Regions from separate parts of the Mus musculus genome. Here region 1 is linked to region 2. Evidence: chromatin loops called from intact Hi-C (ENCODE). Cell type or tissue: heart. All regions are shown on one strand. Each heading gives the region's core, and the rest is flanking DNA. Links, peaks and the distances in the headings are about the cores only. Region 1 has its middle 56 kb from the start of Gm46170. Region 2 holds the start of Fam78b (family with sequence similarity 78, member B).

Region 1 (15,961 bases), core at 2,578-10,577, 210 kb before region 2:
GTTTTACCTCAGCTCACTGTCAAAGGGCAAAGTCCACTGTGGGGAAGGCAAGGTTGTAGGGGCATCCACAACCAGGAAGGTGAGGGCAACAGATGCAGGTAACTGCTCAGCTTCTTTCTCTACTTAGACAATCCAGTACCTAAGCCAGGGAATGGCGCCACCCACAGTGGACAGTGGCTCCCCATTTCAGTTAACATGATCAAGCTAATCCCCCACAGGCATGCCCAGAGGTCTGCTTCTCCCAGGTGAAGTTAGAGTCAGTCAGGTTGATGATTATTGGCACTGACCCTCACAGTTGAGTCAAACAGACAGAGGAGGGACTCAAGCCAAGCCAGTATCGGCTGGGTGACAGGCTATGCCTATGAACCAGCAAGTGTCATGAGGACTACTTCAGGTCAGTTTGTCACATTGTCATCAGACCTAATGTCTTCGCAGTGAGGCACCAATGGTAACAAACACCACTGGAGGTGTATGTCAGTGAGGGTTCGTTGGGTTGAGCTGCATGCAGTAGGAAAACAAAGTACCAAGGACGTGTGACTTGAGGAAAGCAGCCTGTTTTAATCCTAAGTCAGCAGTTTTTCAACCTTCCTCAAGCTGCGACCCTTTAATACAGTTCCTGATGTTGTGGTGACCCCCTAACCATAAAATTATTTTCTCTGCTACTTCATAACTGTAACTTTGCCACTGCTATGAATTGTAATGTAAATATTTAATATGCAGGATATGATGATATACAACCCCTGTGAAAGGATCAATCAATCCCCAGAGGGGGTTGGGACCCACAGGTTGAGAACCACTGTGTTAACGTCAGCGTTGAAGTCCAGTGCTAATAACGATGGTGTTACCAGAGACTCAGACTCTAAGGCTTCCATCTGATGCACTTGGTTTTCATTTTCAAAACCACTTTATGGTCCAAATAGACTTCATTCCATTCAGAGTGGGGCTGTAGGGAAGTCCTGTTTGGGGAAGACTTTTCAGAATGAGCCCTCTGTTCACGTTTTCTTGGCCCTCAGAACTCAGTCTGCAACTACCTTGTAGGGAGACTAGGAAATGTGGTCTTCTGAGGTGATGCCATTTCTTCTCTGAATAAAATCAGAACCGCACAGAGATAAGCAAAACCCAGAAAACCCTCTGTGATGGTTTGTATATCCTTGGACCAGGGAGTGGCACCATCTGGGGGTGTGGCCTTGTTGGAATAGGTGTGACCTGGTTGGAATGGGTGTGTCACTGTGGGTGTGGGCATAAGATCCTCACCCTAGTTGCCTGGAAGTCAGTCTTCCACTAGCAGCCTTTGGGTGAAGATGTAGAACTCTCAGCTCTGCCTGCGCCATGCCTGCCTGGATACTGCCGTGCTCCTACCTTGATGATAATGGACTGAACCTCTGAACCTGTAAGCCAGCCCCAATTCAATGTTGTTTTTTATAAGACTTGACTTGGTCATGGTGTCTGTTCACAGCAGTAAAACCCTAACTAAGACACCCTCTTAGTCACTGAAAGCTGTAATGTAATTTTAGGTGCTTGTGGACATGTCTGAGTTCAATTCTCAGTATCCACATAGTGGTTAGAGAACAGACTGTCCTCTGACCTACACATATACACACAGAGACACAGACACACATGCACACACACACATACACACACTAAATAGACATTCATTCATTCATTCATTCATTCATTCATTCATTCATTTAGAGACAGGGTTTCACAGAGCCTGAGCTGGGCTGGAACTTGCAATGTAGACAAGGCTGGTCTACAACTCACAGAGATCTCCCGCCTTTACCAGGTGCTGGGATTAGAGGCACGAACCATCAAGACTGGGCCCTACATTAAATCCATTTAGTTTTTAAACCTTATTGAACTATAACTTGTATGCTGGATAGTATTTATGTCAACCTGACACGGGTTAGAGTCATTTGGGTAGAGGGAACCTCAACGGAGGGAGAGAAGAAGCCCCATCAGACCGAGCCTGTGGAGCATTTTCTTGATTGGTGATTGATGTGGGAGGATCCATCCCACAGTGGATGGAGCCGAGCCTGGACAGGTGAGTTGTAGAGGAAAACAAATTGATCAAGTCAGGGGAACCAAGCCAGCACAGCATCCCTGCACAACTTCTGCTTCAGTTCCAGCCTTCAGTTCCTACCCTGACTTTCTTTCATGATGGAGCCCATTCCTCCCCAGGTCACGGTGTTTTACCACAGCAAAAGACAGCAAACTAAGATTCTATCACGGTGGCGAAGAGCAACAACATAGCCATTACCTCCTGGAGTTCTCTCCCCGTCCTTCAGGTGACGTCACCTCTGTCCCAGGTTACACCAAGTTTTCTAGAATTTGTAACACCTAAGCCATACATTATATACTCATTTCCATCTCGGCATTCTGAGATCCACCCACCCATGCTGGGTGTCGCAAATATTTGCCTTTGTGGGGGGAGGGGGGAGTTTATTCCTCGTGTTGAATCTTGAAGTCCACTATATATTTTGGACACAGGTTTTTAGGGGCTTTGTAAGCCTATGCTTGTTCTGTGGCTTGATCCCATTTTCTTTACGGTGGTATTTATCTTCCAGATGTCCTACATTTAAAAACGGACGGCATCTGATTTACCAATCGTTTTTATCTGTGGTGCTTTTTTCCTATTTTAGAAATCTCTCTATAACTCACTGTCACACTTTTCTGTTGTCTTCCACGAGTTTTATAGTTTGACATTTAAAACCCATTTCAGGATAAATTTTTGTGTGCGGTGTGTGTAGCTGGGAGTTCATGATTTGGCCTGTGGTCTCTGTGTATTTCAGCACTGTGGTTGAAGGGAACACATCAAATATCATTTCTTCATTGAATTGCATTTGTATTTTTGTAAAAGAGTCAGTAATGGGCCAGCATGATGGCTCAGCAGGTAAAGGCGTGTGCTGCTAAGCCTGCAGCGCTGAGTTCAATCCCTGGGACCCACGTGGTGGAGGAGGAAACAGAGTTCCCCGGGTGTGGTCTGACTTCCACACTTCCCCATGCCTATATATAAAATTATATAATCTCAGTGTGTGTGTGTAAACCAAAGGAATTTTACAACAAAAAAGATTCCACAAATATATTTTAAAGAGTCAGTTGTCCATGCATCTAACTTTTTCTCTGTAGCACTCTTGGTTCTTTGATAGAGGTATTAGTTGGACACGTTTGGACACTTTTTTATACTCTTTCTTGAATGATATTTTTGCTACGTCAGCATTTTGGGCAGACTTTTCTGTTCTCTTCTGCTTTTTAAGCATCCACTCTGTCTTTGATGTTATGTAGCTTGTCTTGAGGGCAGAAAAGTGGATTTATCTTTAATCTGCACGGGCCTTGTGCATCATGAGCTGTGTGTTTTACCTGTGCTGGGAATTTTATTACTGTTGGTTTTTTTTTTCCCCAGGCTTGCTTTCTCACTGATTTCCCTCCTCTCTCCCTAGACCTTCAGTTACAGTTTCACAGGCTTCTTGGCTCTCATTTTCAATTATTACATTGTACAGGTAAGTATTTCCATATAAGCATATGACACGAGTGTGTGTGTGTGTGTGTGTGTGTGTGGGGGGGGTGTTTGTGTGTGTGTGTGTGTGTGTGTGGTGTGTGTTTGTGTGTGTGTGTGTGTGTGTGTGTGTGTGTGTGTGTTTGGACACATGCATGCAGAGGCCAGAAGACGGTGTCAGATCCCCCCAGAGCTGGAGCTAATGGTTAGATGTCTGACATGGGTGCTGTGAATTGAAGTTGGGTCTTCTGCAAGAGCAATCGGACCTCCTGATCATCCATCCATTTCTCCAGCTCCCCAGTTTTCATCTTTTAAAAAAATCATAGCTAAGTTTTAGTCTCTTTAAGCAAAGCCTTGGAAGTCACAATTTACTTGATGTTTAGTTTTGTTTTGTTTTGTCTGCTGTTTAAAGCTTATCCATAGAGTCTTTCATTTCACTGACTGTTTTGTGGCTTTAAGACTTTAAGAAAAACTATTTAACTATATTCCTAATCTTTTTGTTGATTTTCTCCAATGTCTTGTCTTTTGAGTTCAGCCCCAACAAAATTTCTTTGATTCCTTATGTGTCCAATTATGTATTAAGCAGAACAGTCCTTTTGTTTGTTTTGTCTTAAAGCATTTCTGGCTGATAGTGTAGCTCAGTTGGTAGTGTTTTCCAAACTCGTGAAAAGTATTGAATTTGATTCTAATCACTGCACAAACCAGGTGGTGATCCGCACCTTCAATCCTAGTGCTTGGTAGAGAAGGCAGAAGCGGTGTTTAAATTAATCTTTTGCTAGCTAGGGAATTTTTTTAAAAAGCACTTATCTGAATTGGTAGGCATTTTGTATGTATCAGGAGGGGTTTCTGGTTATTTGAGGGTCTTATTGGCTTTCTCAAACTTTTTCTCTAGACCAGTGGTTTTCAAGCTTCCTAATGTTGTGACCCCTTTTACACAGTTCCTCATGTTATGGTGACCCCCAACTATAAAATTATTTCATCATTCCATCATAACTATAATGTTGTTACTGTTATGAATCATAGTGTAAATAGCTGATATGCAGAATGCCTGATATATGACCCCCAAAGGGTTGAGACCCTCTGCTCTGGAGGCTTCGGCTCCATCCACAGGGTGTAATGCTCACCGAGTCCCCTGGCTAGCACTTCTCTAGGTATTCAGGTATCCTGGGATGTCTGAGAACTGTCCCTTCGAGACAGGGTTTCTCTGTATAGCCCTGGCTGTCCTGGAACTCACTTTGTAGACCATACTGGCCTTGAACTCAAAAATCCACCTGCCTCTGCCTCCGGAGTGCTGGGATCAAAGGTGTGCGCCATGACTCCCGGCATAAGCCCTTCTTAAGGTCAGAAGTGTGGGATGTATTTTCTGTCTTCTTCTAGCCTTGCAGGGGACTTGCCCACACGAACACATCCAGGGACAGCCTGCTGGTTTCAAAATGGGAGGTTTCCCAGAGCCCATACTAGTGTGATGTCCGTGGGTCCTTTAAGATCATCATGAGTGTCTGAAAATGGGCCGCTGCTGCTGGTGTCTATGGACTGTAGTTTGGTATAGTGGGGTCTGCAGACTGATCCCGCAATCTCAATTTTATGTGTGGTCAGCTCACCTCAGGACTGGCCACTGGGTAGAGGGAATGATTCTCAGCCGTCATGTTTAACCTTTAGAGCAGCTCACAGTCATGTCAGAAATGCAGAGAACACCCACCCTGTGGCAGGCCCTATGCAAGCCCCACCCACCCTCAAGAACCATACAATATCCCATGGTCTCTCCTGTGTAGGCAGGACTCTCATGGGATGCAGCATGGAAGGAGGATTTCTGTAGGCTGTGTCACCCACCTCCCAGGCTCAGCCTCTTCATACAGAGGTTGCACCTTATGTCTCATTCCTTTCTAGCATCTTCCTAAGTCTAGCCTTGCAGTTGACTAATTGCCCAATCCTGGATTAAAAGCTCACTCTTCATCTCTTTATCCAGTCCTTGCTTCCTTACAGGGTTGCACCAGACTTAAGCATAGTAGCTAACATTAAAATGCCTGGAGGGGCCAGGTGTCGGTCGTACATGCCTTTAATCCTAGCACTCAAGGGTGGATGGGGTGGGGGTGGGGTAGTTTGTGAGTGTGTCACCTGTATGTATGTGCACATGTATGTCCTATGCCTATGGAAGTTAGAAGAGAGCACTGTATCTCCTAGAGCTGGAGTTAAGGATAGTTATGGGCTGCCATATAGATGCTGGGAACTGAACCCAGGCACTCTTCAAGACAATAAGTGCTCTTAACCACTGAGCCATGGCTCCAGGCCTGAGAGTCAATTTAAACAAGAGTGTATATCAATTTGATCACAAATTATGTTTTAAAAACTTCAGTTGAGATGAGATTCTGTTGTAGGTGTGTGTGTGTGTGTGTGTGTGTGTGTGTGTGTGTGTGTGTGTATGGTATGTGTGTGTGTGTATGTGTGCTATGTGTGTGTGATGTGTGTGGTATGTGGTGTGTGTGTGTGTATGTGTGGTGTGCGTGTGTGTATACAGGGCTGATGAGTGGGAATAGGAACAGAAAGGAAGTCTGTTTTAAAGAGCAGTTTCCCCAAGAGGTTTCTAACTGATGCTCTGGTGGCTGGTGCATGTTAGAGATTTATTTGTCCCTGCAAGGATCTCACAGTCAGCATCACCACCTTCCAGTTGAATGTTCTCTCATGGATTCTTAGATGTGGCGTCTGCATGCACTCAGCCTTGAAGGTTTTTCCTCCGAGTTTTTCCTGTGAGTGCACAGGACTGAGGACTGAGAGTCGATCCCTTCTGCTTTGTAGCTTCAAGGGGGATTCAGCAAAGATGGACAGTGTGTCTGTTGGCCATGACACCTTTAACGTGTCTTTCATTCTCTGATGTGCTAGGCTTTAACTTTCCACCAGGGGGCAGGCTTGCAATTTCTCTCACCCCATTGATCACCCAGTTTGTATAGCTAACCCTTACTCTATGCCCGTCACAGCATTGCTTTGTTTTAAGCCTCGTTTGAATTCTGTGAGCTATATTATATTACTTCTCTTTTGGTTTAGGAGAGGCTAAGTCAATTGCGCTTAGTCAGCAATACATGGGGAAGCGGCAGTTTGAACCTGTGTTTTTCGGATTGAAAAGCTTGAACCCTACACCTCTTTTATGTCAAGCTATCTGGAAGATAGAATTCTTTCCTGCCTCACATGCCTACAGTCCCAGCTTCTCAGTAGGTTATACTCTGGCAATTACAGTTTATCCAACCAACAAGTGATTATCTTGGGTTCTACCCTGAGACCTGAGCACCTTACAGATGCCCCATTATAGATTTTGTCATTTGTATCACATGTTTTTTTCTCTTTTCTTTTCTTTTCTTTTCTTTTCTTTTCTTTTCTTTTCTTTTCTTTTCTTTCTTTCTTTCTTTCTTTCTTTCTTTCTCTCTCTTTCTCTCTCTCTCTCTCTCTCTCTCTCTCTCTCTCTCCCTCCCTCCCTCCCTCCCCCCTCTTTCTTTCTTTCTTTCTTTCTTTCTTTCTTTCTTTCTTTCTTTCTTTCTTTTTGAGACAGGGTTTCTCTGTGTAGCCCTGGATGTCCTGGAACTCACTCTGTAGACCAGACTGGCCTCAAACTCAGAAATCCACTTGCCTCTGCCTCCCAAGTGCTGGGATTAAAGGCATGTGCCATCACTGCCTGGCTCGAATGTTTTTTTTTTTTCTTTCCTCTTCTTCTCCCTCTTCCTCCTCTTTCTCCTCCTCCTTCTCCTTTGTTTTAGACAGCATCACACTACGTAGACTTGGCTGCTTGACTGTCCTGAAACTTATTGTGTAGACCAGCCTAGCCTTGAACTCACAGAGATCCTCCTGCCATTGAGTCCTGAATATTGGGATAAAGGTGTGTACCATCACACCTGGCTATTTGTATTTCATCTTAAAGGTCCTTCCCCAGCTATCAGAGGACCCCCATCTGTGGCTTGGAGTGTGTCCCTTGAGGTGGCTGCTTGCTTAGCCCATGCTAGTTTTCAGAAGGGTACTGGTTTAGAGGACTGGAAGATTTATTTCAGGTAATTCTCTCATCAGAACTTATGAGGAGAGACATTTTCTTTGGTGGTGTCACCCCTAGTAAGGTGTGCGTACACCTGTTAATAACCCTTAACCCATGCTACTGTAAGCAAACCTAAAGAAATTTATAGGGCCATAAAAAGGAGATATGGAAGTGTAAGGGGATGAGTTTGGGAGAGGAGCGGGAGCAGTGAGAGTAACCAGGGAGCAGGCGTGTACTAGGAGGTAAGGATGGTCAAAATCCACTATGCACATGACTGAAGATGTCATGATGGAATCCATTATGTGTAATTAACACATACCAATAAAAAAAAAACAACACAGTTTCTGAGTTCAGGATACTGATAGACCTGGCGGGTCAGTCTCATCTCTATAAGTAAACTGCGACTTATAGTCAAGACAAGGATTTCCCTGAGAGAGGAAAGGGAGGGTGCGCTGGCTGGCTTTGTGTGTCAACTTGACACAAGCTGGAGTTATCACAGAGGAAGGAGCCTCCCTTGAGGAGATGCCTCCATGAGATCCAGCTGTAAGGCATTTTCTCACCAAGTGATCAAGGGGGAGGGCCCAGCCCAATGTGTGTGGTGCCATCCCTGGGCTGGAAGTCCTGGCTTTTATAAGAAAGCAAGCTGAGCAAGTCAGGGGAAGCAAGCCGGTAAGTAACATCCCTCCATGGCCTCTGCATCAGCTCCTTCTTCCTGACCTGCTTGAGTTCCAGTCCTGACTTCCTTCAGTGATGAACAGCAATGTGGACGTGTAAGTTGAATAAACCCTTTCCTCCCCAGCTTGCTTCTTGGTCATGATGTTCGTGCAGGAATAGAAACCCTGACTAAGACAGAGGAGCTTTTGAGTAATGGGGTTCCAGCTGTGCACCTGGATGATAGTTCTTCCCTGGGAAGCTAGACACACAGGTCCAACCTGCTCCTGATGGTCTCTGAGCCTCAGTTTTGCTTGTGAGATGGAGTGGTACTCATGACAGCCTCACAGTATTAGGAAGGTACCTCTAACCTTCTAATGCAGAACCCACAGAGAAGCTGTGTTTTCTGCTGCACGCCTGTTGCCTTGGCTACACTGTCCTGCCTCTTGTGGGGTACTGTTTGCATCCTTGCTTTCCACACATGAGGCTCAGCCATCTCCTCCTCATCCCGCTCCATCTCACCACCCCTGCATTCCAGTCAAGGGCACACACTGGGGACTGTCATACTTACCCCGGTCATCCTCTCCTCTTCCGTATCACAGCCTGTGGTGACGGATCCCCTGACTCTTCAGTCTGTATCCCTCTCTCCACTAGCACCCCATACTTCTTAGTAATCCAGAAAGTGCCTGACAAGCCTGTGTGGAGGAAGAATGTGGGAGACGAGCCACCATCCTCTTCGAGTATAGTATGTGTTTATTGGAGACCAAACATCTCTTGGCTCAGTGTGCTGCTCAAAAGTATTCCTTCTTTGCCTGTGATCTCAGCACTTGGGAGGGTGAGGCAGAAGCGTCTCTAGTTCAAGGTCTGGGCTACTTAGAGACATGTGTAAAAAAAAAAAAGGCAATGAAAAGCAACCCCCCCCCCACACACACAACCAACAAATAAGCAGATTCCTTCTGTCCTTCACATCTGCATCGTGGAGGGACATGTTGGGAAGCCTCTTGTGAAAAGTCTAATCTGTCTTCTCCAGGCACCAATAAAACAGATTTTAAAAAAGATGTTTCATTTTTGTCTTCTTCTTTTTAAAGATTTATTTATTTAGTATATGTAAGTACACTGTAGCTGTCTTCAGATACCCCAGAAGGGGACATCAGATCTCATTACGCATGGTTGTGAGCCACCATGTGGTTGGGATTTGAACTCAGGACCTTTGGAAGAGTAGTCATTGCTCTTAACCGCTCAGCCATCTCTCCAGCCTTTCCATTTTTGTCTTCTTTACATTCCATTAGTTCTGCACTCATCAGTGAAGACAGGAGCATCATTCATTGGGCCCCTACCACTCCTCTTATTCCATACCTCTGAGGTGGGCAGGAGCCACTTGAACCCTGTATCTTAGGTGTAGAAGCTGAAGTTTAGAGATGATGCCCAAGTAAGGCTACACAGAGAACAGTTGCCAGAATTAGGAGCTACACATAGGTCAGTGGCAGATAGGATAATCAAAGGCTCAGCAGCTGCCTGGGACGCAGGAGAGGATCAGAGACATAGAGATACCCTGCAGGCTTGGGATGCTGTGAGGCTCTCTTGGAGTGTTGAAGGGTGGTGCCCGTGTGGAGGCAGCAGAAAGGGCAGCAGCGACTCCCTCCTAGACTGCGTAGAGGGACTGGAAGAGGACTTAGGAAGCCCATTGTTGGCAGTCCTGGTCTAATGAGGAGCCCCAGCTGAGGCTAAGCTGTCTTGCCAGCAAAGCCACAGGCAGGGGGCCCTGCAAGGCAGCAGCCCTTGCCACTGGGATAGAAAAACAGTAAGGAACAGCCTTGGTGGGAAAGCTCAAGTATGAATGTAAGAAAAAAATACCCACTCAGGGGACCAAAAACCTCCTCTGGTTTGAATAAAGACCTGGCTTCTCCCTCAAGCATGGCTCCTTCTCTCCGTGGTGGTGGTGGTGCTGTGAAGCCGGTGGTTAAAATGCAAACTGGACCCAGGAGGGCTGACATTTAAGATACCGACCGGGTTGTGAGGCTGAATATGTTTGAGTCGTCCAGCTTAGCTACCGTGGCTTCCCCTATTCCCAGGCAGGAGGGAGGAAAGGCCACCGAGGGCCAGCTGCCCCAGAGCTCAGCAGGCTGGGCTGATCTTCCCAGCTTGCAAGGAACGTGTGAGCCATTTTCATTCTACCCAAGCCAAGCTGGCTCAACGGCTGCGCCTTTCTGTGATCGCTGGACGCTGAAGGGTGTTAGGAAGGAAGTGAGAGGGCGTGTATGTTGGAGACAGGTTTCAGGAGATGTCTCAGTTCTCCGAGCTCCTCAAGCCCATATGTTGTCAGGAGGCCAGGCACATTGTGGCTAACAGTTGGCTTCTTCTGGATGGATGCAGTATTGTCCCTCTTCCCAAGAAAGGCAACAGGGCATGTGAGTTTAGAATCGGGGATGTCTTAGTCAGTGTTCTATTGCTGTGAAGAGATACCATGATCACGACAACTCTTATAAAGATAAAAGATTTCATTGGGGGCTGGCTTATATATATTCAGAGGTTTAGTCCATTATCATCATGGCAGGAAGCATGGCAGCGTGCAAGCAGACATGGTGCTGAAGAGGTAGCTGAGAGTTCTACATCAGGATCAGCAGGCAACAGGAAGAAAATGAGCCACTGAGCCTGTCTTGAGCTTCTGAAACCTCAAAGCCCCCCCCCCCCCCCCAGCCGTGACACACTTCCTCCAACAGGCCACACCTCCAATAATGCCACTCCCTATGAGTCTCTGGGGGCCGTTTATATTCAAACTATCACATCTTGGCTAGGCTTTGGCTAAGTTATGTGACTCAAGAAAGTTCCTTAAAATCCATTAGCCACCACTGTGGTCACCACACCATGGTGAGGTGAGGCCTGGGAACCACTAGTATGAGGTGATGGAGAGAAGGGAGAGAAAAAGAAGCTGAATGGAGTGTGAACAATGAAGAGAGGTAGAACTGGAGACTCCAGGGTAGTGAGGAACAGCCTGATGTGTGTGGCCCTTGCTGCTACCTGAGACCATGGTGAGGTCCTGGCCCACGCTGCCTCTGAGGACCGTGGCCCCGAGGACTGTATGAGAGTGAGAGCTGTTTCCACCCCTTGCTGGCTTCAGCACTTAGGGGAGAGTGGGCCCTTAACCATGACAGGAAGCATAGTAGAGCTGGCCCTGGTGGCAGGGAATGGAGGTGAACCAGGCGGAGGGTGTGAGCCTGGGAGGGTTGGCCCCAGCCCCGGAGGGCCATGCAGTGGTGTGGGCAAGGAAGATGCCTCACCCCTTGCCAACTGCAGCATTCAAGGAGAGTGGGCCTCACCCCTCTCTGGGACAGTGCTGGAGGACTAGCCTTGATGGCACAGGAGTGGGAGAACTGGTGGGCTGACCAACTCAGTTACTATCAGGCCCAGATCCAGGGCTTTGAGCTGGTCCACCCCAGCATCTACCCAATCTGTGATCTCCTGGAGCTCGGGAAGGGTGAACTGCAGGACCAAAGTAAAGGAACTTTGTGACACAGGGCAGCAGCAGGATATCCTAGAGGAATTCTGGTGAGAATCCGGTATTGATAGTGTAGTGGAAGCCAGAGGCCTCCAACCGGACCAATGACTCATTGCAGTGAACATTTGCAAGTGAAGCTCTGTGGGCCAAGTGGGTATACTGTGTGACACACAGTGACACACTGTAGCTTCCACGGTACGATTTTTTTTAAAAAAAAGATTTATTTATTTATTTATTTATTTATTTTATGTATATGAGTACACTGTAGCTGTACAGATGGTTGTGAGCCTTCATGTGGCCTTTAGGACCTCTGCTCGCTCTGGTTGACCCCGCTCGTTTAGTCCCTGCTTGCGCCAGCCCAAAGATTTATTTTATTATTATACAGAAGTACACTGTAGCTGTCTTCAGACATGCCAGGAGAGGGCTTCAGGTCTCATTGCGGGTGGTTGTGAGCCACCATGTGGTTGCTGGGAATTGAACTCAGGTCCTTCAGAAGAGCAGTCAGTACTCTTACCCTCTGAGCCATCTCGCTAGCCCGGGATTTTTTTTTTTTTCATTTTTTTAATTAAATTTTTTTATCTTTTTTTTTTTTGGTTTTTCGAGACAGGCTTTCTCTGTGTAGCTCTGGCTGTCCTGGAGCTCACTTTGTAGACCAGGCTGGCCTCGAACTCAGAAATCTGCCTGCCTCTGCCTCCCGAGTGCTGGAATTAAAGGTGTGCGCCACCACGCCCCGCTAATTTTTTATCTTTTGTAAGGGTGGGGGATGAATATGAAAGGCCAGGGGACCAGTGGGATTGGGATGCATGATATGAAATTCACAAAGATTGATAACAACTTCAAATTGAATTGATTAGCCATACATTTTTCAATTGCAAGCACTTGCTCAAATAATATTTACCTCTTAGTGTTGTGGTCTCAGAGAAGTAAATGCCACTTCCACATCTTATCTTCGACATCCATACTTGATTCAGGGCCTGGTGAATTTCCACCTCTACCGTGTCCTTAGGCAACAACGTCCAGATAATCAGTAGGAAACATGCAAACATGTCTTTTGAGCTTAGCGTTTCAGTGCAGGGAGAATCAGAGCAAGTCTGTACTCACTCGCCCTAGATCTAGAGAGGTCTCACAGTGGTTAGATATGGACATCAGGGAGTGGGGGCCAGACAGAAAGGGGCAGAGGCTGGGTGAGTGCTGATAAACACGGACCACCGGGCACTGTTTTGAGAGCACTGGGGAGAGGAAGGCTGGCCAGCCAGGCCAGGCAGATCTGCCAAGGAGGAGGCATGCTACAGGATTGAAGTCTTCTAAGGGCAGCATTGGCTCTTTGTAGCCAGCTTATTGACGCAGTGGGCCTGGGGAGACTCTGGCCAGTTACTGTGTTGACCAACCAGGACTTTTTCAGCCCTCTTCTAGATAAAGCAGAGATGCTTTCTTGGTCCTTAACATCCTGGGGTAGGGATTGGTAGATGCCTACAGTGCTGATTCAGAACTCAGAATTGTGCTGACTGTGTCCTCAGCATAGTGTCTGGTACAAAGAGACTCCATTCCCCAATGTCTCCCCCTCCAGACATTCTCATTTGACTGGTGGTGCCCAGATTCTCTGCACAGCAGGACCTGGCTTCTGAGTCCAGCAAGCCTTACCTCCTGCCTTGGTCAGTCACCCTGGGTAACTGCATAACCACTGTGCTGCTCAAAGTTACAGAATACTCATGATGAAACTCTTAATAGTTAAAGCTCGGAGAGCTGTAACCTTATACCTTATCGAGCTGAAAATAATTCGTCCTGGAGAAGATCTTTCTGGGCTCTGTTTTTTTGTTTTTTTTTTTTCTGATGCAGCTGCCTCGCCTGTTGGAGCTTGTCTTTGTGAAGGTAGCAGAAGCTGTGTTTGACAGATTTCTTAGGGAGATATGCCTCATTAGTTTTGCTTGAGTAAACAGTGTAAAAATGTTGAGTGTCCAGGAAAAGTGAACGGGGCGGGGATTTTAGTGTTACGCTGTTGTAGCGTGACTGTTTAAAATGGCATGAGCACAGAGTAGGGCTTCAGTAGCATACACCACTGCTTAAATGAACCCTCCATATGGACCTGTGGGATCATTTGGATCATTTTAACCTATAGACTAATGATTGAGACTCTGGATGACTGTTTGATGTGCACAAGGTCACACAAAGGTAAAGGGTATAGCTTTCTAAAAATTATTATTATTTTATTTTTTATAAGTATGAGTGTTTTGCCTATTTGTATGTATGTGCATCACATGTGTGCCTGATACCTGAACAGGTCAGAAGAAGGCATCAGATTCTTGGTACTGGAGTTATAGATAGTTGTGAACTACCATGTGGGTGCCGGGAACTGAATCTCAGTTCTTTGCAAGAACAAGTACTCTTAGCTACTGAGCCATCTCTCCAGACCCACTAGGACAACTTTTAAAAAATTTTTAATTTTTTAAAAAAGATTTATTTTTTTACTTTGATTTGTGGTATGCACATGTTTGCTGGTTCCCAAGCAGGCCAGAAAAGGGCATTAGATTTCCTGGAGCTGGAGTTCCAGGCAATAGTGAGTCATTTGACATGGGGGCTGGAAACCCAACTCCAGTCCTCTGCCAAGCCAGCTCTCAGCTCCAGTATAAACAAAAATCATTTGTTACATCCTCCTCCTCCTCTTCCTCCTCCTCCTCCTCCTCCTCTTCATATCCTGTGTGCATGCGTGTGTGTGTGTTCATGTGTACCACAGCACTCATGTGGAGGACAGGGGATGACTTTGTAGAGTCAGGCCCTCTCCTTTTACTCTTACATGGGATCAGGGAATTCAACCAGGTTTTCAGGTGTATGCAGGAAGTGCGTTTACCCTCTGAGCCACCTTGCTGGCTCAGCGAGGGTAGTTTTTCTGTGCTGTTTCTTAGGAGAAGAACAGAGGGATTGAGGTGATCAGTCATACTGTATACCATCATGATACTCTGTACCATCTCATGATACTGTGTACCATCTCATGATACTGTGCACCATCACATGATACTGTACACCATCTCATGATACTGTGTACCATCTCATGATACTCTGTACCATCACATGATACTCTGTACCATCTCATGATACTCTGTACCATCTCATGATACTCTGTACCATCTCATGATACTGTGCACCATCACATGATACTGTGTACCATCACATGATACTGTACACCATCTCATGATACTGTGTACCATCTCATGATCCTCTGTACCATCTCATGATACTCTGTACCATCTCATGATACTGTGTACCATCTCATGATCCTCTGTACCATCTCATGATACTCTGTAGCATCTCATGGCCTTCCAGAGGTGTGATGGTAGACATCTGATTTTGCCTGGTAGTTTTGACACTGAGTGGCTCTATAGGCAGCAGAATACGGAGTCGGTCATCAACCTGCAGAAGATTGTTTACACAATGTTATTTCATCAGCATCAGGGAAGGACTGCTCATTACATTTAGATGTGGGTCTATCAAGATAGAGATGAGCTCTGGGGGTAAAGTGCTTGGCTGGTGTGCAAAGGCCTTGGATTTGACCTCCAGCACCACATACACCGGGTATGGTATTATACACCTCAATCTCATTTAAGAACAGTGGCTCTTAATCTTCCCGATGCTGCGACCCTTTAATACAGTTCTTCATATGGTGACCTCCAACCATAAAATTATTTTTTTTCTTTTTCTTTCCATTTTTTATTAGGTATTTAGCTCATTTACATTTCCAATGCTATACCAAAAGTCCCCCATACCCACCCACCCCCACTCCCCTACCCGCCCACTCCCCCTTTTTGGCCCTGGCGTTCCCCTGTTCTGGGGCATATAAAGTTTGTGTATCCAATGGGCCTCTCTTTCCAGTGATGGCCGACTAGGCCATCTTTTGATACATATGCAGCTAGAGTCAAGAGCTCCGGGGTACTGGTTAGTTCATAATGTTGATCCACCTATAGGGTTGCAGATCCCTTTAGCTCCTTGGGTACTTTCTCTAGCTCCTCCATTGGGAGCCCTGTGATCCATCCATTAGCTGACTGTGGGCATCCACTTCTGTGTTTGCTAGGCCCCGGCATAGTCTCACAAGAGACAGCTACATCTGGGTCCTTTCGATAAAATCTTGCTAGTGTATGCAATGGTGTCAGCGTTTGGATGCTGATTATGGGGTGGATCCCTGGATAAGGCAGTCTCTACATGGTCCATCCTTTCATCTCAGCTCCAAACTTTGTCTCTGTAACTCCTTCCAAGGGTGTTTTGTTCCCACTTCTAAGGAGGGGCATAGTGTCCACACTTCAGTCTTCATTTTTCTTGA
Region 2 (15,961 bases), core at 3,192-11,191:
CTTCTCCCATCAGGCTTATCTGGAGTCACTGACTGGCAGTGCTACCTGATAAGACCTATAATAATCAAGCTAACATGTCCACACCACACCACACCACACCACGGTTTGCAACGCCTTTGCGCGGTTTCCACTTCAGTTGATTCCTAGATCCAGTGGACTCTAGACATGATTGCTCATTTATGTACAAGCAGACTAGACACTGAATTTTGAAGACCCTGCCAAAGGTCTCAGAGTTGGCACTGGAACCCGGGTCTTCTGACTCTAGCTCTGTGCCGGAGAGCCAGCAGCTAGATTTTAAACTGGCACGGTGAACAGTTCCAATTGGTGTGTCTCCCAGAACTTAATTAGAAGCAGGGTCCACCCACCAGCGCTGGTCTGATGGGCTTTAATGAAAGGAATAGCACGTGAATTATGGGAACCAGAAACACATCTGAATGTCTAAGGGTAGAGTCACCAGAAAGCATTCCCCTCCTCTTCTCCAGTCATCCACAGGGCCACAGGGGAACTGCACGAGCCCAAAACCCTGCAACCCAGCCACTGTGGGTGGTGTGGATGGCTGGAGATGGCGCCTCTATTCCCAGAAACCATGAACATGGATGGAGCTCATTCCCTCTTTGTTCCCACCCTCCTACAAAGATGTAGATCTCACTGTTAATCACAACTGCTTCTCTGGGAGGGAGGGAGGGAGGGAGGGAGGGAGGGAGGGAGGGAGGGAGGGAGGGAGGGAGGGTGAGATAGAGACTCCAGGAGTTTTGCTTCCATGTTCTCTGAACTCAGTTGCAAAGCACCGAGGAAATTCACGAACCAGTGAAAAACAACAAGACTAAGTTCATTATATTTATTTAGTGGAGCAAGTCTGGAAAGCCTCCTTCCTGGAAGGCAAAGTGGTCCATTCAAAATGGAGGGGCCAGGAACCAACAGGCTGGCTTCCTGGCTGGGCCTCTTGCTGGCTGTGAGGCTTCAGACAGGTTGCTAAGCCTCCCTGGACCTTGTTCTAGGAAAGCGTCCCTTGCTGGGTAAGGTTGCCATGAGGTCATGTAAGGAGGGGACTCAGTCTTGCGGCACACACACAGGCCTCTAACACGTAGAGCGTGTGGTTTTATGTTTATGGTGTGTGCTATTTATGTCCCCTCTCAAGCAAAACCACCCAGATTTTCCAGACATTCTCCCACACACATCAACACCTGCTTTGTACCGAAATCCTTGACAACTCTGGAGCCGGTCCTTAAACATCCTATGGATTTGAACCTGCAGGAACGAGAGGCAATCTGGCCCACAGTACATCTGTGGGTGCGGACCTCACTTTGTGGGTATCTGCTGCTGGAGGTCAGGTTCCAGCCCCTCCCTTCAGAGACCCTCAGCTCTGTGAGCTATGCCCCTCTCTGGGGTATTCACCTGACTGCTCTTCTGATTACTTCCTATTGCTTTCTTCACCTTCTTAAAGGAAGGAATCCATAAGAATCAACTTTGAAACTGTAGCCACTTCCTGCTGAGTGTTAATAGAAACAGTGGCTTCTGTCATCCTCTGCAACTTTTCTTAATGCAACAAGGTAGACACAGGAGGCTAGGAGAAGGGAACCTGGGACCTGCCCCCAAAGACATCCTATACTCCTGCTGCCTAGGGAAAGGTCATTTGTATCCTACAGTCCAGTGCCCTCAAATTACCCTCTCTCTGCTTCCCCCCACCCCCACCCCGGGCAGCTGCAGTCTAGCACCCAGGCACAAAGTACATCTCGTTTCCTTCCTTCTACCTTTCCATGTATACGCTCTCTGTCTCTTTGGGAGTTGTGCTTTATCTCTAGGGAGCTTAATGCTTTGCTGATAAAACCAGTTAATCCTCTGCTGCTCCTCTTTTGCAGAGATGGGGGAGGAGATTAGAGGAAAAGGGTTAGGCCATCTCCCCTTCAAGGGCACTCAGGACATGCAGCAAGGAATTGGATCTTGTTTCCCACCTGATGCTCTCTCTAGACTAGGGTCCCCTGTGTTTCCTGAGCCTCTCTATAGTAATGGGAAGGGATCGTGGGTGTGGGGACTCAGTAGATCCCTTGAAGAAATGGCAAATGCTGAAAGGTGTGCCCATCAGTGAGGGCCACCTCCAAACAACCCCACGCATACAGCAGCATAGATCCAGAAACAAACAGGTGAACGCTAGCTTAGGGGAACACAGCTCAACCAGGCATGTCTCCAACCTCACAAATCACGGGCTAAGGTGGAACAGTGGCTCCAGGGTTCCTACCACACGTTTCTTTGGGTGGACACTAAGTATCATTTTACAGCAGGTAGGTGAGATAAGAGGCTTCAGCAGTTGATGGGCAGAACCCAGCTGAGACAGAGGAGGTGAAAGATACAAGCCATATGCAGAGAAGCAAACCTTCCAGTGAAGTCCAGAGGAACAAAATGGGCACAGAAGCTCAGGGCAGTTAGGATGTGTGTCAGTGCTAAGCAGTCGCCAGGGTATCAGTTCCGTAGATGACACTTAGGGTTCACATGAAAAGCTAGTTTTGAAGAGACACGGTCTGTTGAAGGGGACACTGGTGATTAAAAGTGATAAAAATGGCTCATGAATTTAACAATATCACATGCTTACTGGATATCTTCTATGGTCCAGGCAGTGTTCACGGAGGACACAACAGATATAATATCTACTTTCGTGATATGTGTAGGAGGTTAGTGAACCGTTGCACTCCCCTGGCTGTAGGTATAGAAATGGAAGAGCAGAACTGGAGAACCCCACTGAAACTGTGAAGTCAATGGTGGCCTCTGAGGGGCAGTTGAGACTTGCATGATGAACGGGGATTAGATACATCATGGAAGGCAGGAGGAGCATTTCAGACACAGGCCAGCCTGGGGCGATGCTCTGAGCTGGGTAAATCCAGTTCCACTAGAGACCCTGGGGGACATCTGGTGTGGCTTAAAAGCAGAAATCCAGAGTGAAAAGTGTTCTATACATTTTATACCACCTGTGATGAGAAGACACTAAAAAGTTTAAGCAGGAAAGTGAGCACATTTGTGTTTGTAATGGATCACTCTGCCTGCTGTGTGGGGGAGAGTCTGGAGGGAAGAGCAAGGATGGAACTGGTAAGTACGGGTGGAAAGCAGAAGATGGCAGCCATGAACACACAAAGGGAAGTGGCTGCGCCCCAGACATGGAGAGGGGTCAGTAGGTCTGATGACAGAATGGATGAGTGAAGGAGTATCCGGAATGATACCAAGACGTTTTGGCTTGCATAACTCAGGGAGTGGAAGTACTCTTCAGTAAGATGGGGAAGGACAGTGGATGGAGAAATATGGCGAATGTTTCAGTGGAGAGCATACATTTAAGAGAGAAGCTGGGTGTGGCGCAGTGCTAGAATCCTAGCGTGTGGGAGGCCAAAGCAGAAGGTCAAATTAGGAGGATTGTCCCAAATTCCAGGCCAGCTCCAGCCTCATACTAAGCGCCAGACCATGTAGGGCTACACAGTACAATCTTTCTCAAATGATTAAACAACACCACCACCAAAAGAAATAAACAGAAAAATGCCTTAAGAGTAGAAACCTTAAGCCAGAGATACCTTTCCACCAGTCAAGCAGAACTGCACACAAACACATGCACCTGGCCGCATACCAGACAGAGAGCATCTGCTGCTATTGGGGTGGATGGAGTTACTCAGAGAAAGTGTAAAAACGAGAAGGGAAATACGTATTTTGAGTGATATAAAGTAACATTTGTAAGGTAAGACAGAGGTAGGAACAGCTGGAAAGAGAATGGGGGCTAAAAGACCAGAGAAGTTAACCAGGACAGAAAGCTGTCTGTCAGTCATACATGGTCCATCGAAAAGGCGAGCCTTTCATAGGCAGGCCCATTGGAGTTAGCAGTATGGAGATTGCAAACTCCAAACCAGTAGGTTTCTCAATAGATGGAGAGCAGCTCGGATGGGGGTGAATGGGTCTCAGAGGTGGGGGGCTAGTCAGACGCTCAATAGCTGTGGTACTAGAGGAGCAGGGAGCTAGATAAGGACTCTCTCTTGAAATTGAGGAGTGAGATACATCCTCCTAAATTTCACCTAAGGCAATGCTCTCCAGATGGGCAGATCTGAGCCCTTCCCGGGAGAATCTCTTTACAGCCCGAGAAGACAACACGCAGGAGAGACTCTCTAGCCACAGCCTTTCCCCTGGTTTCAACCTCACCCCACTCATTCCTGGCAAGAAAGCTCCATTCCTGCTCAAACCTCACCCAGGAAATCTCTTGGGTGTTGGGCTGAGCATTCAGGGCTGTTCTGCCTCCTCTGGACAGCCTCTGCATACCCATGAAGTATGAAGAAGACACAGAGAAACTCCTAACTCCCCGTGGTCATGAAGAGCTGACCTTAACTCTCCCATTTTTAGACTGTTATGTGATCCTTCCCCATAGGCCCTAATCTGCCTGTCAGACTTCAGCTGCATGCATACTCCACCATAGCCTCGTCTCCTCCCCTCCCTTGTTTCCTCTGTGGTGCTTGCGTATCTGGTCATCTGGGAAAACTGAGTTCACTGTGGACTGATTGAGAAACCAATGGCTCTCCTTGCTGGAAGAATACTTTGCGCATTCTACTGAAGTCCACATTCACCAGATCCACCAGACCCAAGTTAGAAATAATCAAGTCATGGCACGTATTCACCAGCCAGACTCTCCATAGCGCCTTGGGGAAGTACCAAGTCACTTGAGTTCAGGTTCAAATTACACCATCGTGGCCACCGACTATTTAAAATATTCCTTTAGAAGCCTACCCCTTGAAGATGGAAATTAAATCCACCTTGGGATTCTGTCCCACTCCAGTCAGAATGGCTATGATCAAGAAAAAAAAAAAAAAGACAATAAATGCTGTAGGATGTGGGGAAAGAGAAACCCAGTGTTGATGGGAGTGTAAACCTGATATATTCATTATGGAAACCAGTATGGAGGTATCTAAAAAGACTTAAAATGAAAGTACCATACCACACCATACCATAGCATACCATACAACTACCCTATCCCACCTAGGCATATATACCCAAAGGATTCTATATCAGACCACAGAGACATCTATCCATCCATGTTACTGTATCACTTACAACAATAAGGAAATGGAACGATTCAGGAGTCTATCAACAGTAGAATGGAGAATGAAAACATGGCACATATACCCACTGGAATTTTACTTAACCATAAAAGAAGTAAAATTATAAAATCTACATACAATAGGTGGATCCACAAAGTACATTAAATTAAGGTGACCTGGACTCAGAAAGACAAAAACAACCCCCCAAACACTCTCTCCCTCTCTTTTTCTCTCTCTTTCACACACACACACGCACACACACACACACACACACACAAACTCTTTCTCTCACACACTCACACATATAACTCTCTCTCACATACACACTCACACACATGCTCACACACAAACTCTCTCACATACAACTCTTTCATATACACCCACACACATTCTCACATATATACTCACACACATGCTCTCACACACAACTCACATACCACTCTCTCTCTCACATACACATTCTCATACATGCTCTCACACAAACTCTCTCACACACACAACTCTCACACACACCTCTATCTCACACACACACTCACACACACTCTCACACACACTTATACACATGCTCACACACTTTGACACACACACACAAACTCTCTCACACACTCACACACACACACACACACTCTCTCTCTCACACACACATACTTACACATACACTCACCCACACACAAATCTCATGCTCTTTCATATGTTGACTAACTTCTGGTGTCTGTAAGTTTGTAAATGGGTGTGTGTAAGAGAGTGGGTACAGAATCTGAAACTAGGCGGGAGACCACAAGAGAAGAACAAGAGCTGTTGAGAAAGAGGGGAGAGGTCAAGAGGGCACATGTAACATGAAAGCAGAAAGGAGGCTACTGGGGTTGAAGGGCACAGGAAGGAACTGGGACTAAGGGTGGGGGTAGGGTGAAGAAAAACCACAGCAAACATTTTGTTTGAAAAATGCATATGAATCAGAAAATGGCCTAGTAGGCCATCAGTGGAAAGAGAGGCCCATTAGTCGTACAAACTTTATATGCCTCAGTACAGGGGAACGACAGGGCCAAGAAGTGGGAGTGGGTGGGTGGGGGAGCACGTGGGGGACTTTTGGGATAGCATTGGAAATGTAAATGAAATAAATACCCAATTAAAAAATATCAAAAAAACCATAAAAAAAGAAAAATGCCATAATAAAACCCAATTCTTTGAACGCTAATAAAAAAGCCTACCCCATCTCTACTCCAGGAAATTCAACATTTAAGCCACAAAGACATGCTCTTTCAATCCTGGAACTAGTAGCTTCTTGGTGTTTGAGATGTGGATTTAGTCTTGTACAGTTCTTTCCAAAATACTGAGAAGTCACCCTCGTAACCTAACTCACAGCACCATGCTTCTTCAAGAGAACACTGCACAGGCGTGAACACCCAGGCTGCAGTGTCTGCCACTCACAGTACTGGCTAAAGTAGACACAACAACGGATAGACTGCCGTGACTTCTATGCAATATGAGTTCCCATTAAAAAGTTTATATTGGCAAAGTTTTCCAGAGCATAAATATTCTGTAGAAACTGGTTCAGTAAAAACCTAAGCTCCAAAGTGGCCCTAAACACATAACAATTATTACAACCACAAAGAGGGAGATTGACTCTGGATACAGATCTATAATAATGCAATTTATGATTTCTTGGAGACTATTCTCGCTTCCCTTCCCCAACAACACGGGAACCAGCAATCTTAAAATATTGAAAGTAGCAGTTAAACGAAACAAACAAAATCTTTCCAAACCTCCAATGCAAGAACTCAGTAAGGTATAACAGGAGAATATATTGTTAGGAATTCATGCCTGTGAAAACTGGTTCAAAAGTGGACACACCCTCCCCTAGAGACAAGGAAGTTCTATCGTGTCTGTGTACAGCTCAACCCGACTCCTTTGGCAGAAAATGTTTTATATTTTATGGAAGGAATATCTATATCTACATCTCTCTATATATATATCTCGTATTTACTGATTTACAAGGGTCTTGAAGCCACAGAGGGCTCTCCCGTGTAGTCATGAGAAAGATGGGTGGGGCGCTGCTTCTGCCCAGCCCCCCCCGGGGGGGCTTCCTTTCCTAGGGGTTTCAGGCTTTGTGACTGGCCCAGCAAGGTTAAGAAACCCCCTCCCCAGACTGCCCCATCATGAGACAGACACCCTCCCCTGCCAGGCTTTCTTACTTGGCCGAAAAGAATGAGTTTCTAAAAGCCCCCAACAAACAAACAAACAAGCCCACAATTCTAACCACTTTTTTCGGGGTGTGTCTTTTTAGGTGGCATGATTCACCCAAAATACGTCCCCCATTTCTCTCATTTCCAGAAAGACAAGAACACAGTGTGCACAGGCATATTGCAAAGCTGGGTTTGCATCTCTCTCTCTCTCTCTCTCTCTCTCTCTCTCTCTCTCTCTCTCCTGAGCTTTTATGCTTAAGAAGCAAAGTGCAAACTCTGGGAGTTAAATGGAAACAAAACAATCTGTCAAAATTCCTCTTAGCACCTATGACTAGTGTTAACTTACATGCTCCCGGGGTGCAAGAAAAAAAGCCCCAAAACTGCTGCTGAAAAGATGCTTTGACCTTTTAAAATGAGAACTCCCCCATCCCACATCCATATTAAATAGGAAACCTTGAGAGTGCCACAGTTTTAGATTAAGAAATGAAATGAGGTTGAATTTCCAGAAAAGGGGTTTCCCTATAGGCTACAAGCTAATTAGGGTGTTCTAGACTGACATTGTAATAGTAAGTAGAATACAGGCCCCAAGTCTCCTAGCCAAATGTAGTGGCCAAGTACACGGAGTCTAGTTCCGAAAGGGGACGGGAGGGCAGATGAAAATCTAGTAGATAAAAAAGTCCAGAACACGACCTCTCAAAGCTAGTGTGGTTCCAGGGCAGGATGTCCGCCCCTGGCGGCCGCAGAGCCCTGGCGATCTAGGTGCACCGCAGCTGCCAAACCCTCAGCGCGCTCTAACCGGCGCTGCTGAAGGAAGTTGGAGAGCTCCCAGCCAGCCGACTGGATAGGCGGTGGGCGCCTGGGAATCCCTTCCAGCGCCGCAATTAGGAAAGTTTTGAAAAGTAAAGACCCCAGACAGATGAAGTGTCTCATCCTTTCCTTGAGCCTAAGAAACACCTCGTGTTACACCAGGCTAGCACAAGGCCACCAGTTTCTCTTGGCCCGGGAGCATCCGGTGCCTTCCAGCTCCCCACCGCCCCAGAATTGGTCCTCAGGGCGCATAGCTAGAGGGGCTTTCTGCCCAGCTGGAGATTCCAGGCAGAGATGCTCCTTAGGCTCGCTGGCCTGGGAAGCAAAGGCAGAACCTCTAACTCCCATTCCTACACCCTGGACCTTCTCTTCCAAGCCAGCTTGATTTTCTCCAAAAGACGCACGACACAGCCCATGCGCCCCCGGGACTCCACTCCTCTCCCCAAACTTCCCAGGGAGACCCACAAATACAGACTGCGCCCCCAAACTCCCACGACAATCGCCAATCATCCTATCTTTGCCTCTTGTACCCTCCCAGTCGCGTTCTTCCTGCCCCTCACTATTCTCCTCGCCTCTCCGAGGAAGTCAGAAGCAAAGCACGAGAAAATGCCTTCGCGAGGAGCCTCCCGTCACCCGCCCTGTCACTGAAACAAAAGCGCAGGGAGGAGGGAGGTGGGTGGGGAGGCAGGAGGAAGGTTCGGAAAGAGATGGGGGCAACGGTAAGAGGGGTTGGGGAGGGGGTTCAGAATGGAGAGTGGAGAAAGGGGCCAGGACCCCGCTCCCGCGCCGCGTGGCGTGGCCGGTCGCTTACATGCCCAGGTCGCTGTAGGTGTTGAAGAACTCCATCTGGTTGCATGCCTGGATCCAGCCCACCACCCAGGTCTCGTGGCGGGGGATGGGGGGCATGACCACACGGGCCGAGGCTTTGAAGTAAGGGGTCTTGTAGCGCAGGACGATGGGCGAGGTCTCCTCGATGCGCGTGGGGCACTGGTCGATGGTGGCGCACACATCGTACACCACGATGTTCTCGCGCCGGATCCGCGCCTTGCAGGTGATGCTTTGGATACAGCCCATCCTGCCGCCCGGCGCCGGCGCGGCGCGGCGTGGGGCAGCGCGGGGGCCCGGCGCGGGCAGCCGCGGGCACCCGTCACGCCGGCATGGCGACGCGCCGCTCGCTCCCGGTCCAGCTCAGCTAGCGCCTAAGAGCGAGGAGCCGCCGCCGCGGGGCATCCTCCGGGGAAGCCCCCTCCCCTTTCCGCGCGCTGGGTCGCGGCTGCCCCGACGCCCGCCCACGCCCGCCTCCTCGCTCCAGCAAGGGCGCGCGGAGCGTGCGCTCCTAGGAGGCGGCGGGCGCTCTCTCCGGCTCCCGTGCCCCGGCGGAGGGCAGGGAGGGGAGCGGCGCTGCGAGGAGTGGTGCCCACCCCGGGCCGGAGCCCCCCGCCCTTCGCCGGAGAGGAGGAGGAGGAGGCGGCGGCGGCGGCATGGAGCTGCGGGAGGGTGGCGGCGGCAGCGCCCGGTTTGTCTGTTTCCGCGGCGGCAGCAGCAGCAGCCGCCGCCGCCGCCGCCGCTGCATGAACCTCTGCTGCACCGCGGCTGCCCCCCGCGTGCAGCGCACCCAGCGGCGGGCGAGCGGGCGGCCCGAGCGGCAGGCGGAGGCAGGCGGCGGCGGCGGAGTCCGTGTTCCCTCCCGCCCCGCCCTGGAGCCGGACAGCGCCCACACTCCCGCATCCGGCTGCGGGGGCGTGTGGGGGGCGCCAGGGGACCGTAGCCCCGGGCGGAGAGCCCAGCGGGCTAGGGCTACGGGGGACAAGCTCCGCGGAAGAGACTGGCTGTACGCCATGAGTTTGTCCCTCTTCGGCTGCCGTCCGGGGGGGGGGGTAGTGTGCAAGGGTGGGGGTGTTTAAAGGGCCGCTAGCTCCCGGGCGGGGCGCGGCACGTGGGGTTGGGCGGGGCCGGGACCCCGGTAGGTGGCGCCCCGCGGGTGATAGTGGGGTGTAGAAGCGGGACCCTGCTTATTGGGATGGGTGGGGCCGGGAGGGCGCGGCGCGGTTCAGAGTATAGAGGGAACCACAGTGGGGTACGGTGAGGCTGCGGGAGGAGAGATGTTGGAGAATCAGCTCCAGCTGAGATGTATCGTTGTGATATAGTTTGTTAGAGTTGGGTGTGACCTCCAGCAGTGCCACGAAATAGATTTACTACCTCGTTCACTGGTCCGCATTTTCCTTTAGTCTAGTAGAAGCTTTATTTTTTAATTTAATTTTATTTTTTTGCACCACAGTATTGAGAGTGAAACCTGAGAAATCCCATTGGAGGCTGACACAAAATCACCCCAAATGCCAGTGTTAGTCGAGGCACCAGCTCAGTCTACTCATGGCCTGTTTTCATATCACCCCTCCACAATCTCTGAAAATACTCTTATCAGAACAACACACAGTGTGTATGTGTGTGTGTGTGTTGGGGGGGGGGGTTGTTGGAGCTCCTTGGGAAACACTGCCTTTTGAATGTCTTGTGTCTTTAGACAAGTTGTACTTAGTGGAATCATCTAGGTAGATTAGAACGCTTAGCTACCCTCCCAGTCTTACCTAAGGCCTGTTAAATACAAACAGAAGTTCAGGGCTTTATAGAACCCAGGAGGATTAAAGAGTAACCACTTGATTCTACAAAGTCAAGGCGCCAATTTGTAGAAAACCCTAATCCCTGTAGAAAGCTGGGGATCTTAGGGATCTTTTCTTGTCTTTGCTTCTCCTGAAGGTGCGTGGTGACCAGCACACAGTCATTTCTTACCAGCTGTGTCAGAGTGAAACCTTGACGGAAGAGCCGCCGGTCTCCGCTCTCTCCCGATGGAAACTGACGCCAGAGATGGCCTGCACATTCCATTCCGTGTATCTGCCACGTGTGTGTTATTGTGATCTCGGGTGTCAAATAGGAAGAATATTTAAGAGATGATTTTTTTTAATTACGTGTCTTCTCTCATAGTTCAGAGCCAGCAGCTTCTTTTAACCTTTTTTCCCCTCACGATCATTGAGCATTTGCTGGATCTGGTACTCACGTGTGAACTCCTCTAACAGGCCACACAAGACTGCCTGGGTGAGTCTTTAGTTAGGACAGATGAATTCCTAAAGTTCTGAAAGCAGTTCTAAAAGCAGCCTCCATCCTTGTCTTACCTTTTCTGACACGCTGGCTTCACTTTATAGTTCACACACACACAAAAAGCAATCTCCTTCTTTGATGACATGGCTCACTTTATGATGTAGCTGCAAGCCTCCATCACTGGTCCCTTTATTCAGCAAACACTTCCTGGTGGCATGGCAGGAGCCAAGTATTGTCCCTAGGTACTAGCGACTCGGGGTTGGACCAACGTTCATGATCCGCTCGAGAAGATAAATCTATTAACAAGTTGTTACAGTCAACTGTGCTGCTGCTGTAATAGAAACGGATAGCCAGTGCCAGGGGAGGCCAGACAGGAGAGCCACTGAGATTTATAGATGGCTCTACCGAGACAGTGACATTTGAATTAGATCCTGAGGACTGATTGAGACTGGCCCAGAAGAGAAACATCCGAGGATGAGACAGAGATGAGTTTGTGAAAAAGCAAAATGCGTAGAGAGGTGAACGAGCTTGGGCGCAGTCAGGGGAAAACAGCCGCTAGTGGTCAACGGACTTCAAATCTCTGTCCCCAAACTCGTTGTTGATCTTCAGGGGAAGTCAGTGAACGCAAGTTTCAGTTTGAGGGGGTGGGAAATGGTTCTCTACCAATGTGGAGACTAGAAATAGGCAAGGTTTCAGGGTCCATGATTGACAGATGATTTGGCCTTGAGTTAGGGTAGAGTTATGGGGCTCCGGAGGCCTGGCTGCGTCTGAGAGTCATTAGGAGGTAAATTTGATTCACTCAGTGATTGATTAGTGTTAGAGGAAGGTCGGGGCCAAATATTGAGTTTTCCAGCTTTGGTGGTCAAATGCATGTGGTCAGATGAAGACAAAAGTAGGAAATTGTTGAGGTTGGGAGTCAAATCGTGTTCAGTTGGCGATGCTCAAGAGACGGTTTGGGGGAGGAAGCCAGAGTTTGGGTTTCAGTGGTTATTATCTTCTAAGGGATAGACAGAGAGAAAAACATTCAGCTGGAGAATTAGGTTATCTTTCTCATTTGAATAATTGGTCAGTCTGCAGTTGTGTGGCTAAAAACTCCATTGTCTTCTGGTAGTACAAGCCAAGAGGCCATACATGGAGAGAATATGTTAGCTGCCTCCAAAATGTAGGAAAAATGTGTAAGGGAGAATATGTTTTATTTTCAAAATGTAAAAGATTTGATGTACCTAGTAGAGTGGCAATAAAATATATTATCTACAGCCTTTGATCAGTGACTCTCTTGATGACTTTACCCACGACCTTGGTGAATCTCCGGAATCATGAGTGTCACCATGACGGGTTCAACCATAAAATATAGTAAACTATAGTCATAAAAGTAAAGGATGCTCTCAGACTTAATGGATCTCAAACAAACGTGGGACTATGATAATTTCTAAAGGTATTTACATAAAGTTTGCAATTAAAATAAACTTACTTCATTATAGTTATTGTTACCTTTTAAACTGCATTATCACCGGAGTCCTCAAGGAAAAACGAAAAGCCCGTGTGAGACTCACTGTGTCAATGCCAATGAGAAAGTGAGCCAAGCTGTGTGGAGACACAAATGCTAGGTGTTCAGTGAGCTCCACCCACTGGATAGATATGGCTGGCATGGACTCTTTAGCCTCCCCGAAGCCCATTCAGATTCACATCTCAGCAAATTACATCATGGCATGCACCTTCCAGGTCACTGACTGGAGACAGTTACCCTTCCCAACTGTTTGTCGTCAAATGCCAGTGCACCTAGGCCTGTAGTGCAGATGAAGTGCTTACAAGTTCAGCAGCTTCTCCATGAGGCTCTTCTGTGTTTCCTGTTCCCTGTTTTCTGCTGTTAGTGATCTACCCCAAGAGTGGCACATTCCAGGCAAGTGCCATGCTCCAAGCTATGCCTAGCCCCTCTTACATTTCCCCATCCACCTTTTCACATGAGTGTCCCTTGCCTCTGGCAGCACCACACACCTGCCTTGGCTAGCTGCCTTCATGCTGTTCATAGTTGCTTGCTCACACTAATCTCCTTCCTCAGGAAGGTGCATCATTATGCTCTGCCACCCAGTTCAGTCCTCAATAAGCATCTGACAACTTTCAAGTCTTGGAAATCTGATGAAACTTTGCTTCCCAGCCCTTCTCTACAAGCCCTGCAAGCTGTCTTATTACCTACAGCAAGGATGCATTTGGGTCCTGAGTCTTTCTCATCCCACTGTGTTTTCAGTATGCTTGTCTGAGGTTAATTGATGCTCTTTGTCTTTAAGCACTGCACATAGTCTGAAGGATTCTCAGTTCTGAGTACCAGAAGTTGGAAAAACCCCAGTGACAAGACCTTGATAACAGCCATTCCTTATGAGTAATGTCATTGGCACTCGTTCTCGGGGTGCAGCACAGATACTTCTTTGTACTCTGAGCTTTTGATGTTTTGGGATAGGACAGAAGTCTTCAGTTCCCTAGCCAGGGCCCTCCAGCACACTCTGAGGGACTCCAGCCTGTTTGCCTCAGCTGCGGTGACCCTGTGCTCTGACTTTTTATAAGAGGGAGGTCTCTGGCTTGACTTTTCCTATCAACTGAGTCATTACTCAGCCTGCCAAAGCAGGCCTTCTTAGAAATTATGGGTCAGAGAGGCCTATCTTCTCATCGACCTTGTCAAGAATTTCCAGAAACCGTAGGACAGACTGCCAAACGTTGAGGAATCGCCTCTGGAACTGTTGAAAATGGAGATGGGTGGCAACCTGGCTGAGATGGCCTGAAGACAGGCCAGAGGCTGGATGAAGCTTCGAGTCGCAAGGGTACACAGTAAAGGACGCCATTCCCTGTAGGTTTATTACTTGGTTGACTGTGACTTTAGGATCTGAATGACCAGATTTTCTTCCAGATAGGTTAGGAAGCTCAGCATGGACCGCCGTCATAGAAACAGGATTATCAAGTCTCTTAGCCTGAGATACAGGACTGCTTTGAATAGTCTGACAGCTTTGTGTTAGGTTCCGTAAAGCTCACAGAGATATGCTCTGGCTTTTCCGTGCTGTCAAAGGTCCCATCTCTGACACACTCAAAAGTCTTTCTTCTTAGTCCTTATCAGTACGGTGATGTTATTTCCTTCCTCTAAGTCCAGAGTCCCACCCCTTGTTTATTTCCTTCAGCTTCTGACTCCCTTATTTTCCTCCTGTCCCTTGCATTTTTCCTAAGGGGTTCTCCTGGATTCTTCAGGACTTTTACACATGATATCGGATTTGACTATTATCGTCATGAGTATCTTCCGTGTTCCCCACCCCCACCCCCAAGCCAGACAGTTTTTCTCAATTCAAGGCAAGTGTTCTAGTTTACCTGGTAGATGTTTCTTTGAGTGTCTTCATATTTCTGCTGTATCAATGAACTGACACTCCCTTCCAGTCAGCCAGAGTCTCCTCTGACAACCATTTCTGGCTGAAGCTCCCAGTATCTCTCCTCAGTATTGAAACTAAACCAACCTAGATTCTTCATTCTCCTTTTCCTTGTTGGCTCAGCCATGCCCTCTGCATGTTCACATCCTACTCTGTGGAGTTTGCTTGCTTGTGACCATTGTTACCATGTAGGGCAATGTGAGCTGTGGATGAGTGGAAAATGCCCAGCCCCTGCCTGTAGGACTATCAAGAGTGATCAGATTACCACAGTGGAGGTCTCCCAACAACAGATCCTCTATCCTTTCTTTTTTCTGTTTCATTTCCAAACATGAAGGGGTAAGCTGCAAATTGGCTATACAGATGTGGCCTGAGGTGAGATTACCACTTGCGACAGACCCAGGTTTGTAGACAACCTCAGCAGAAGGTAGATGCCTTCCTTAAATTCCTGTTGGCTATTCACACTCTTGTTTCGTGACTCCACTCTTCTTCCTGCACAGTTACATTTTCCAAACAGACACTGACTAACTGCGGGCTAAGTGTGCATCACCATGGCTCCTCTTCATAGATCAGGAGGTGAGAGTTAGCTTTAGGTTTCCCAGTTGGGAACTCAGACATGACACCTTTGAACCTGCTTGTCATCGGCAGAAGAAATAGGAGGCCACCTACTCCTCTGAGTCTTAGCCATACCAGAGCAACCTCATTTTCAAGCTGATCCTGACCTAGAGCCTCACAGATCCGGTGTTCCTTTGAGCCTCTGGTCCTGGTTACAGTCCCCATCACCCTTTTGTGTACGAACAGGCTCCTTTCTGACTTTTTTGAGCCACTTAGTTGTTTTTTCCACACTTCTTTCTCAGGTGCCCTAAAACTGCTGTGTGTGTGTGTGTGTGTGTGTGTGTATGTGTGTGTGTACGTGTGTGTGTGTACGTGTGTGTACATGAGTGTGTGCACATGTGGATGCCACAGGGTCAATTGGGGGGTGTCTTTCTCAGTTGCTCTCAACCTTATTTTTTGAGACAGAGTCTCTCACAGGACTCATTGATTTGGCTGGACTGGCTGGCCGGCGAGCTCCAGGGATCTGTCTGTCTCTGTCTCTATAGTACTGAGATTACAGATGTGTGCTGACATCTCCTGCTCTTTCCATGGGTCCTGGGGATCTGAAATAAGGTCCTCACAATTGCATAGCAGACACTGTGCTATTTCCAGTCCCCCAAACTACTGTTTTGTTTGTTTGTTTTTAAATCCTGGAACTGACAAGAGTCTTTTTTGAAAAATCCAATAAGATCACATCATATATTTTGAAAAAAAAAAAAAAAAAGAAAACACCCAAAAATCCATCTCAATGATTTCGCACTGCTTTGGGGACCTCAGAGGGCCAGGGCTATGGTGAGATCCTTCCTGATGTGGCCCCTGGCTGCCTTTC

What was found. Peaks named below come from ENCODE experiments on the same cell type or tissue, not always from the same donor. Only the 100,000 strongest peaks of a DNase experiment are listed, where the experiment ranks them.
Region 1: a loop joins it to region 2, with 8 times the contacts of the local background. A loop is called at or near these places in 13 of 42 quality-filtered maps.

What each region holds. Positions count from the first base shown.
Region 1 is chr1:167,202,909-167,218,869 of GRCm38, reverse strand. No RefSeq gene overlaps it. Among named protein-coding and RNA genes, the nearest start is that of Gm46170, 56 kb to the left of the region's middle. In heart, for the core only: a CTCF peak has its summit at 6,386 (motif pointing right); no DNase peak of the experiment used is centred there.
Region 2 is chr1:166,994,726-167,010,686 of GRCm38, reverse strand. Fam78b (family with sequence similarity 78, member B) reads right to left here and starts at 9,270. Exons shown (of 3, transcript NM_175461.4): 1 at 8,859-9,270. The coding sequence starts at 9,121. Gm16701 (predicted gene, 16701) reads left to right here and starts at 10,957. Exons shown (of 3, transcript NR_037988.1): 1 at 10,957-11,134. In heart, for the core only: CTCF peaks have their summits at 7,969 and 10,021 (motif pointing right); DNase peaks (open chromatin) are centred at 7,996, 8,736, 9,106 and 9,886; H3K4me3 peaks cover 2,663 bases; H3K27ac peaks cover 1,409 bases; H3K27me3 peaks cover 3,387 bases.